2 separate regions of the Mus musculus genome follow, and region 1 is linked to region 2. The links are chromatin loops, found by intact Hi-C in ENCODE. Cell type or tissue: heart. All regions are shown on one strand. Region 1 holds the start of Rbm17 (RNA binding motif protein 17). Region 2 overlaps Il2ra (interleukin 2 receptor, alpha chain).

Evidence for each region. A loop is a pair of places that touch in the nucleus more often than their neighbours do. Peaks named below come from ENCODE experiments on the same cell type or tissue, not always from the same donor. Only the 100,000 strongest peaks of a DNase experiment are listed, where the experiment ranks them.
Region 1: it touches region 2 in a loop (5-fold over the local background); 13 of 42 quality-filtered maps call a loop at or near these places.

What each region holds. Positions count from the first base shown.
Region 1 is chr2:11,601,516-11,605,515 of GRCm38, forward strand. It overlaps Rbm17 (RNA binding motif protein 17), which reads right to left and starts at 1,684. Exons shown (of 12, transcript NM_152824.1): 1 at 1,570-1,684. In heart, a CTCF peak has its summit at 1,816 (motif pointing right); a DNase peak (open chromatin) is centred at 1,766; H3K4me3 peaks cover 1,819 bases; H3K27ac peaks cover 1,475 bases.
Region 2 is chr2:11,662,399-11,666,398 of GRCm38, forward strand. The region is part of intron 1 of Il2ra (interleukin 2 receptor, alpha chain); the gene reads left to right. Among named protein-coding and RNA genes, the nearest start is that of Il2ra, 22 kb to the left of the region's middle. In heart, a CTCF peak has its summit at 1,767; DNase peaks (open chromatin) are centred at 1,773 and 3,143; H3K4me3 peaks cover 798 bases.

The DNA of each region.
Region 1 (4,000 bases), 61 kb before region 2:
TAAATAAATAAAAATCCCTCACAGGTGTGGCCAGCCATTGGGTTTTAGTAGATTCCAGATGTAGCTAACCAAGAGTAACCATCACAAGTCTAAAAGTCTACCTCTGTTAGCTTGATCCACACCACAATCATATCTTATACTCAGGACTTAATGATGTTTTACCGAATCATTTATACCCTTCCGTGTGTAGCTATGCCATCTCTGATAGTTCACATTTCCCATCCGTATTACCAAGATACCATTGGCCAGGGACTGTTAAAAACAAACTAACCAGAGTAACTAAAGCAAACAGCGCAGCAGATTTCTCTACTGTTCTGAAAGACTTGTAGAATGACCTACTAGAGGGAACTCTTCCCTGTTGGAAAGATGTGTGAAAAATTTATGCGGGGGACAGGTGGTGGGGGGGAGGAGGTACATAATAACAAATCAGGGGGTCAACAAGAACCCATATGGTAGGAGAAAAATGACGCCTGTAGGAAATCACACATGTGATTTCCACGTGTGGCTTGTCCTCGGAACTCTTAATCTCCTGCCTGCACCTTCCAAGCACTGGAATTCCAGACATATTGCCACCCTGGGCTCCATTACTCATATTTACTAAAATTTGTTATCTCGAAATGTTTACAGCTCAGCCCAGTATAAATGTGTCCCCATGATTTAAAAGAGCCACCTGTTGCAGAGAGACAGGCCTCACCTATTCCCAGAACAAGCAGAATTATAACAAGAACTTATGTCAATGGTCCCCCCTTCCTGACTTCTCAAAGGAAGGTCTGACTGATCACCCTTCTAAGTCCCTCTTCATCCTCTGTCACAGCCTTAAACTGCAGAATACTCTACAGCGCTTCTCTGCTCTTGCTTTCCCTCTTCCTCATAGGTGCAGCCTTTCCACTTGTAATAAAACTCCTCTTCCAGGTCTTTCCAGCTTGTAATCTGGTTCTTCGGATCAATCCAGGCCTGGGTTTTCCAACGAGCTTCTTAGAGATCTAACCCCTGGAGAAGCACCTTACTGAGCTTGCAGCACTCATTCAGAGCACAACTGGTCCAAGCAGAAGAAGCTCGAAAGCTAGCGGAGGGACATGAACGCTAAAACTCCCCTTAGCGCAGGCCTGAGCATGCCGGGGGTTACAACAGACACTCTCTGTCCCGGTGAGACAACGGCCTCAACCTTCACTTCAGGTGCTCTGGAAGGAAACAAGTTTTGGGGTTTGTGTTTTGGCTTCTCCATTCCTGAGGCCCGACGCAGTCTGGGTTACTGCGGTCTTGCGACCCAACAACTTGGTCTGGGCATGGGCCATGAAGAGGAGAAAGGTACTTTCTTCACTGTCAAGAGGATCGGGACTGGTGAAGGGGGGATCTAGGTGGCCCGGTGGAACGTGGCAGGCTGAAGGAGCCCAACGTGGAGGGCTGGGAACCCCCCGGGCAGCTCGGGGTGCCCCGCCCGCATCCCCGCGCCCCTCACGGCGCGGCCTAGAGCCGCGGCCTCGCGTCCAGCGCATCCGTGAAGGCGCGCACACCCGAGTCTACGTTCCGGATCAGACCGCCTGCCAGGGCCGCCGCGGCGCCACTCACCCGGCCTTCCGAGACGATTGTGCCCATGGGCCACGGCGGCGGCAGCGCGGAGCCCGGCCGCCCTGCGCGGAAGCCCGCCCACCGCCGGAGTCCGCCGCAGCGCCGAGCCTCCACGGAGTCCGCAAAGGGATGCACCGCGCGGGGTAAGAGAGCGGAGGCTGCCGGGAGTCCACGTCTGCGCCTGCGTGTGACTCGCGGAAGCAAAGCTGCACTCTCCGGCTCGCACTGCACCCTGCTGACGGGAGGACTACATTGCATCTCCTCTCTGCCGGCCAAGAGATGGCGCCATTGGCACAAGGTTTCGAGATTCATGTGCCTTCTGACCTTGGAGTAGGAGCCGAATCCCCTACTAGGCTCCAGGTATTCACTCCCAACTATTCCCTTATATACTAAATGGTGGAAATAAATTTGCAGGCGAGATGTTGCAGAATCTAATAGCATTAAAAACACACACTGAGCTAGGTCTTCAGAGAAAGAATGTAAACACTATAAACCTTGCTCGCTTGGAATAAAAATGCAGCAAATGGCAAAAGAAAGGTCAGAGAAACCAGGGCTTTGTGTAAATATGTTTTCCCCATATTTTTGGTTGCATGTAAAAATTATTTCAAGCTATAGCTGGACAGTTGTGACCCATGCCTTTAATCTCAGCCCTTGAGAGGCAGAGACAGAGATTTCTGAGTTCAAAGCCTGCCTGGTCTATATAGTGAGTTCCAGGACAGCCAGGACTACACAGAAACCCTATTTTGAAAAACAGCAACAATAACAACAACCCCCCCCCCCCCCCGCAAAGGGTGGTGGTGGTGGTGAATTCAAGCTGAAAAATGTATCAGTCAGGGTTCTCTATAGTCAGAGGACCTATAGACTGTCTATATATATTAAATGAATTTATTGCAATGATTTACACTCTGCAGTCCAACTAACCTGACAATGGGCAGCTGTGAATGGGAAACCCAAGAATCTAGTAGTTGCTCTGTCCCACGAAGTAGGTTGTTTCATCTGGTCTTCTGTCTAAGCTACAATCTGAAGAAATCGGTTCCAACAGAGATGCTGTCAAGTAAGTGCAAGAAGGTGACGAGGAGTGAGTCAATCTTCTTTCTCCCAATGTCTTTATGTCCTCAAGTTCCACACCTGGATCCGGAACTTGCTTTGTCCCAGGCTGGCCTTGAACTCAGAGAACTGCTTGCCTCAGTGTCCTGGGATTAAAGTTGTGCACTACCTTGCCTGGGCTGTCTCATGATCTCCATGTCAAGATCTGGGTCAGCAGCCTGTGTCTTCCAGCCTCAAGATCCTGTGTGCCCTCCATTTCTGGATTGTAGTTCATTCCAGATGTAGTCGAGTTGAAAACCAGGAATAGCCATCATAAAACTGTGGAGGTGGACCTTACACAAGTGAACACACCAACATTATAATCTGATTTACAAGAAAGTGTTCAAATAATTCTGAAAGTGCCAGGCGTGGTGGCACACGCCTTTAATCCCAGCACTCGGGAGGCAGAGGCAGGGGGATTTCTGAGTTCGAGGCCAGCCTGGTCTACAGAGTGAGTTCCAGGACAGCCAGAGCTATACAGAGAAACCCTGTCTCGAAAAGCCAAATAAATAAATAAATAATAAAAATTTAAAAAATTTTAAAAATTCTGAAAGCTTGAAAATGCAAGCCTGGAATAAAGTACCAGCTTGTGGCAGATAAACATAAAGAAATCAGATAGCAACACCATGTGTGGGTTGATTAAAAGTTTGACATGACATTTTATAATACAATTCCTGTTGAAAAAAAAATAAAATCTGTACATCAAAAAAATACAATCTTGTTATTCATAGTAAACACTATAGGAAATAATAAATAGGGAAAAGGAATTAACACACACACACACACACACACACACACACACACACACATGTAATAGTTGAGATTTTGTTTTTGTGGGGCAGAAGAGAACAGTTAAGAGCACCAGCTGCTCTTCCAAAGGACCTGGGGCTCTTTATAACCTACTTAGCACCCACATGACAGCTCACAAACATCTGTAACTATAGTCCCAGGGGATCTCATGGCCTCTGTGAGTGACAGTCACAGGTGGTACATAGACTTATATGCAGACCAAACACCTGCACTCAAAAAATATATTAAAAAAAAAAAGAAAATTGAAGCTTTAAAAAAAAAATCAATTTTGTAGGTTTACTATTATAGGCCTTCTTTTGGCTTTTTGGTTTGTTTGTTTTGTTTTTTTATTGTTTTTCTGTGGGGTGTTGTTTGGTTGGTTTGGGCTTGGTTTGGTTTGGTTTTTTGAGACAGGGTTTCTCTGTGTAGTCCTGGCCATCTTGGAACTCATTCTGTAGACCAGGGTGGCCTTAAACTCAGAGATCTGACTGCCTCTGCCTCTTGAGTGCTGGGATAAAGGAATGTGCCTGGCTTTTTTTTTTTTTTTTTTTTTTTC
Region 2 (4,000 bases):
TTGCCACAGAGGTGGACAGTTGCTGAGTTGTATGGGAGTCTTGAACGTTAGTGGAGAGGGAGTATGAATGCCAGAGTATTGTGGCTCTTGGGAACTGAGCGGACATCAAGAATCAGAAACATGTGGAATTGGCTCAGATGGTGACAGTCACTAAGAGAAGCAGGTCAGAAAGGGAACAGGGTGGTTTGTATGCTTATTTCTAGCTTTTTGTTTCAAGAGCATTGGAGATTCACACTCTGTCCTCATTCTCTTTGTTCTGTATTACACAGTGAGTTTTCTATTTAAAATAATTTCACGAAGGTAAAAGGGAATTTTTAAAAAAAGGATAAACATAAAGGCAGCCATTAGACTCCTGGCTTTCAGTTCCCCCCACTATGAAAATGCGGTTTGGGTAGCCTGACCTCTTGGGACCTCAGTCTCTAACTGTATGAAGCCAGTTGAGAATATCTTCCCTTTGTGGCTGCACAGAGCATTGGAGGTAATATACACAAAGTGGAGTTCAGAAATTAGGTCTGTTATTACATATCTTAAAAATCCAAGCAGAGGGACCTGGGTGCTCTAACTTCACAGATAATGATCTGAACTGAACCACAACATCAATAAACACTGCCTGGTACCCAGATGGCTTAGACAGATGAGACATCTCCCTGAAAGTGACAGCTGTCAGATGGGGAGTGGGGGCAACCTGTCTCCTGGAGGTTACATCTCTCTGACATGGAAGGAAGATTTCTGAACTTGGAGAACTCAGGGTTTTCCACAATTCACAGAAAGGGCGCAGAAAGATCAGTTTCTTTTTTATGAGTCTATCACTCTCAGAGCATTTGATCATGTTAAACAATATTCATCATGTTCTACTGAATCGTCTTTCACATACCCAAACACACACACACACACACACACACACACACACACACACACACACTTTCTGTAAGGCCCAACCATTGATTTGGTCTGGAGACAACCCTGACCTTGGCTTTCTTATCTGATCTGATGAGGAAGAGGATGGCTCTCAGGCAAAAGCCAGACTGTTCATCAGGTGACTCACACTCTTTTTTCTTTTTTCTTTTTTCTTTTTTTTTTCGAGACAGGGTTTCTCTGTGTAGCCCTGGCTGTCCTGGAACTCACTTTGTAGACCAGGCTGGCCTCGAACTCAGAAATCCGACTGCCTCTGCCTCCCGAGTGCTGGGATTAAAGGCGTGGGCCACCACGCCCGGCGACTCACACTCTTGTTACACTCATGAGTCCCTTATATAGTTCAGTCAATACCTGTCCCGCAGACACCATGCTTGGTGAGTGTTTTCTAACCTCCCTTCTCACTCCCAGTATATGGAAAAGCAGGAGGCAGCAGGGAGAAGAAGCCCTTACTCAGCGTTGGCTGAGCTACAGACAAAACATTTCCTTAACGACTCCTTTCTCAAACTCTGTCCACTTTCTTAGGGAGCCCTCCTTTGGAGTCATTTACCTAGGGCACAGGAGTCCCTATCGTTCTCATCTTAAATATCATAGATAAACCAACGCTACTGTCTCCCAGCCTACCTTTCCTCGGGCTACCGACTAGATCCCGAGTAAAAATACAAAGCACTCTGAAGGCACGTTCCAAAGCACGAAGGGTCTGCTCAGTGTGCGCTGGAAGACAAGAGTAGCTGGGCAGGGAGTACAGACAGAAAGTAGGGTGCAGCAGCCAGAAGTTCCCCCTCAACCTTAACTATCTGCTGTGTGACAGTCGACAGAAAGCATCAGCACCGCTAGAGGGCTCACTTCTCCAGCCCAGTCTGTCTCTTCAGGAGGTTTGAATGCCTGCCACTGGGAGCTCTCTGGTCGTCCTCCATTTAGGGGCGCTGTCTTATTGATAAAAGAACCACTTGCCTCCCGAGAACGCTTCAACTGTCAATATTGCTGTTTAATTCAAGGGGCACAGAAGAATTCAAGGCACAATTAATTCTAGTTTCATTTTGTTTCTAAAAATAAAACTGTTAAAAAAAATCAAGGGGAAGCTTTTCTATCTGAGGAGTGGAGGCGAAGCCATAAAACCATGTAAGGAGGATGGCAGTTAGGGTAAGAAGTACGGAGCCATGTCTGTGCTCCTTGATCTTGTTACTACATATAGAGGTCTCTTCCTGGGAGCAGAAGGGTTTGGCGAGAAAAGCACAAATGACCTCATCCCACAGCAAGGCTCTACCCCTAAAGGTTCTGCGATCATCCCAAACAGCGCCCCATGCTGGGGACCAAGTGTTCAAACATAGGTGCCTATGGACTGACATCCACATTCAAACCACAACAAGCACCTTTCCCTACCTGCCCTGTGCTGCAGCCCACAGGGAGGAGGCTTTGTAATTCCCAGAGTATTCGCTGAAGGAGTCACAAGTTCCCAGAACGTCTTGTATTCCATTTTTCCTGGAGACACTAGATCCCCAGATAATTGCTGCATTATGGTCTTATTTCAGGGAGAGTGACTGGGGAGAGATTTGGCAAGCATGGGACTACCCCTCATACAAGATGGGCAACATACTCCATCCTGGAAGAGTTTGGCGTTAACTTTCCCAGTGTAGGTCTCTGGTCTGAACCCTTGTATTGGGTTGATTAACAACTGCTGGCCGCTTCTTTGGCCCTGTGCCTACATGAAAGGCAAAACCACATCCAAGTACCTCGGAGTCTGAGATAGGAGTCTCCCAGGAGCCCCATATCCCAAGAATTAAGGTGGAAAAAGGCTGGGAGGTGAATTTGGGAGAAGTGGTTTGGGAGTATTCAGGAGGTAAAAGTAGAGAGGGAAGACGCCAGTCACCTGAAGTCATTTTAGACAATAAATTAGGATTCCTTTTTTAAGTTGTGTACATGGAATTCTCCTTCATGACCTCCCAGAGAAGCTTGTAAACAAATTATTTTTACTCATTTTTGGCTGTTGCGCTGATGTTTCTTTTATGACACCAGAGCAACAAGAGCTAAGAATATCCCCAATTTACTCTTAAGGGATTAAAAAGAATAAAATCTCTAGGGCTGCCTTTCCCATGGGCTCTTCTGCCTTGGAGTCTTTGAATAAGTTTTGGAACACATTTGGCAAGGCCTTTCAGGGAGAGAGAATCATAAGCAATTCTGAGAAAGGTTCTTTTAGAAATGGAAAATCTGTGAGAGTACAAAATTCTACAACTGTCTCCGTGACCCCACATGACCTCCTTGGACACTGGACTAGTTCCGGATGACTGTGGAAATTTCCATGGCAAAGCCTTGTCTAGAAAAACATCACCGAACTCTGAGGAATGCTTAGGGGTGCAATGTCATCCCAAAGAAAACTTATCTGACCTTTCTTAAAGTTATGCATGTGAAAGGTTTCTTAGCTTGTGGTTTGGTACCAGATTCCAAATATGATCAAGATGAATCCCTGACTATTTGCACTGACGAGTAGTTACTCAAGAATTGCTAAATTAATTGGTTTTGTTTCAGTGAAATTAGCTATAGAGGAGTTATTCTTAAAAGGTTTTATTTATTATTTTAATGTATTTAATGTGCGTATCTGTGCCTGTGTGAGTGCATGCACACTTGTGTGCATAGAAGCACATGCCTGAGTGTTATTAATGTCCATAAGATATTCCGGTGTGCCATTCTGCCTATTCCTTTGAGGCAGAGTCTCTCCCTGAACCTGAGGCTCAGACTCTCTCAGCTAGTCTGGAAGCTAGACTATTCGAGCTGTCTTCCTGTTCCTGTCTGCACTTCCCCTCCGGGCTAGTGTTCCAGGCTTTTGCAGGAAGCCCCCATCTTCTGCAGGGGCCCTGGAATCCAAAATCTGGTCCTTGTGATTGTGGGGCCAAGAGCAACAGCGGATCTGTCTTTCCAGACCCCAAACATGCAGGCTTTATTTTACTAATCACTATTGTGGGGGTGGTCATTGGGGTGTGTGTGTGTGTGATGTAAGAAAGACCTTATAGGGAAGCTATATGAATAGGTCTGATGCAACTTGATGAGTTTTGACAACTGTGCGCAAGAATATGAAGAACACTCGGTTGTT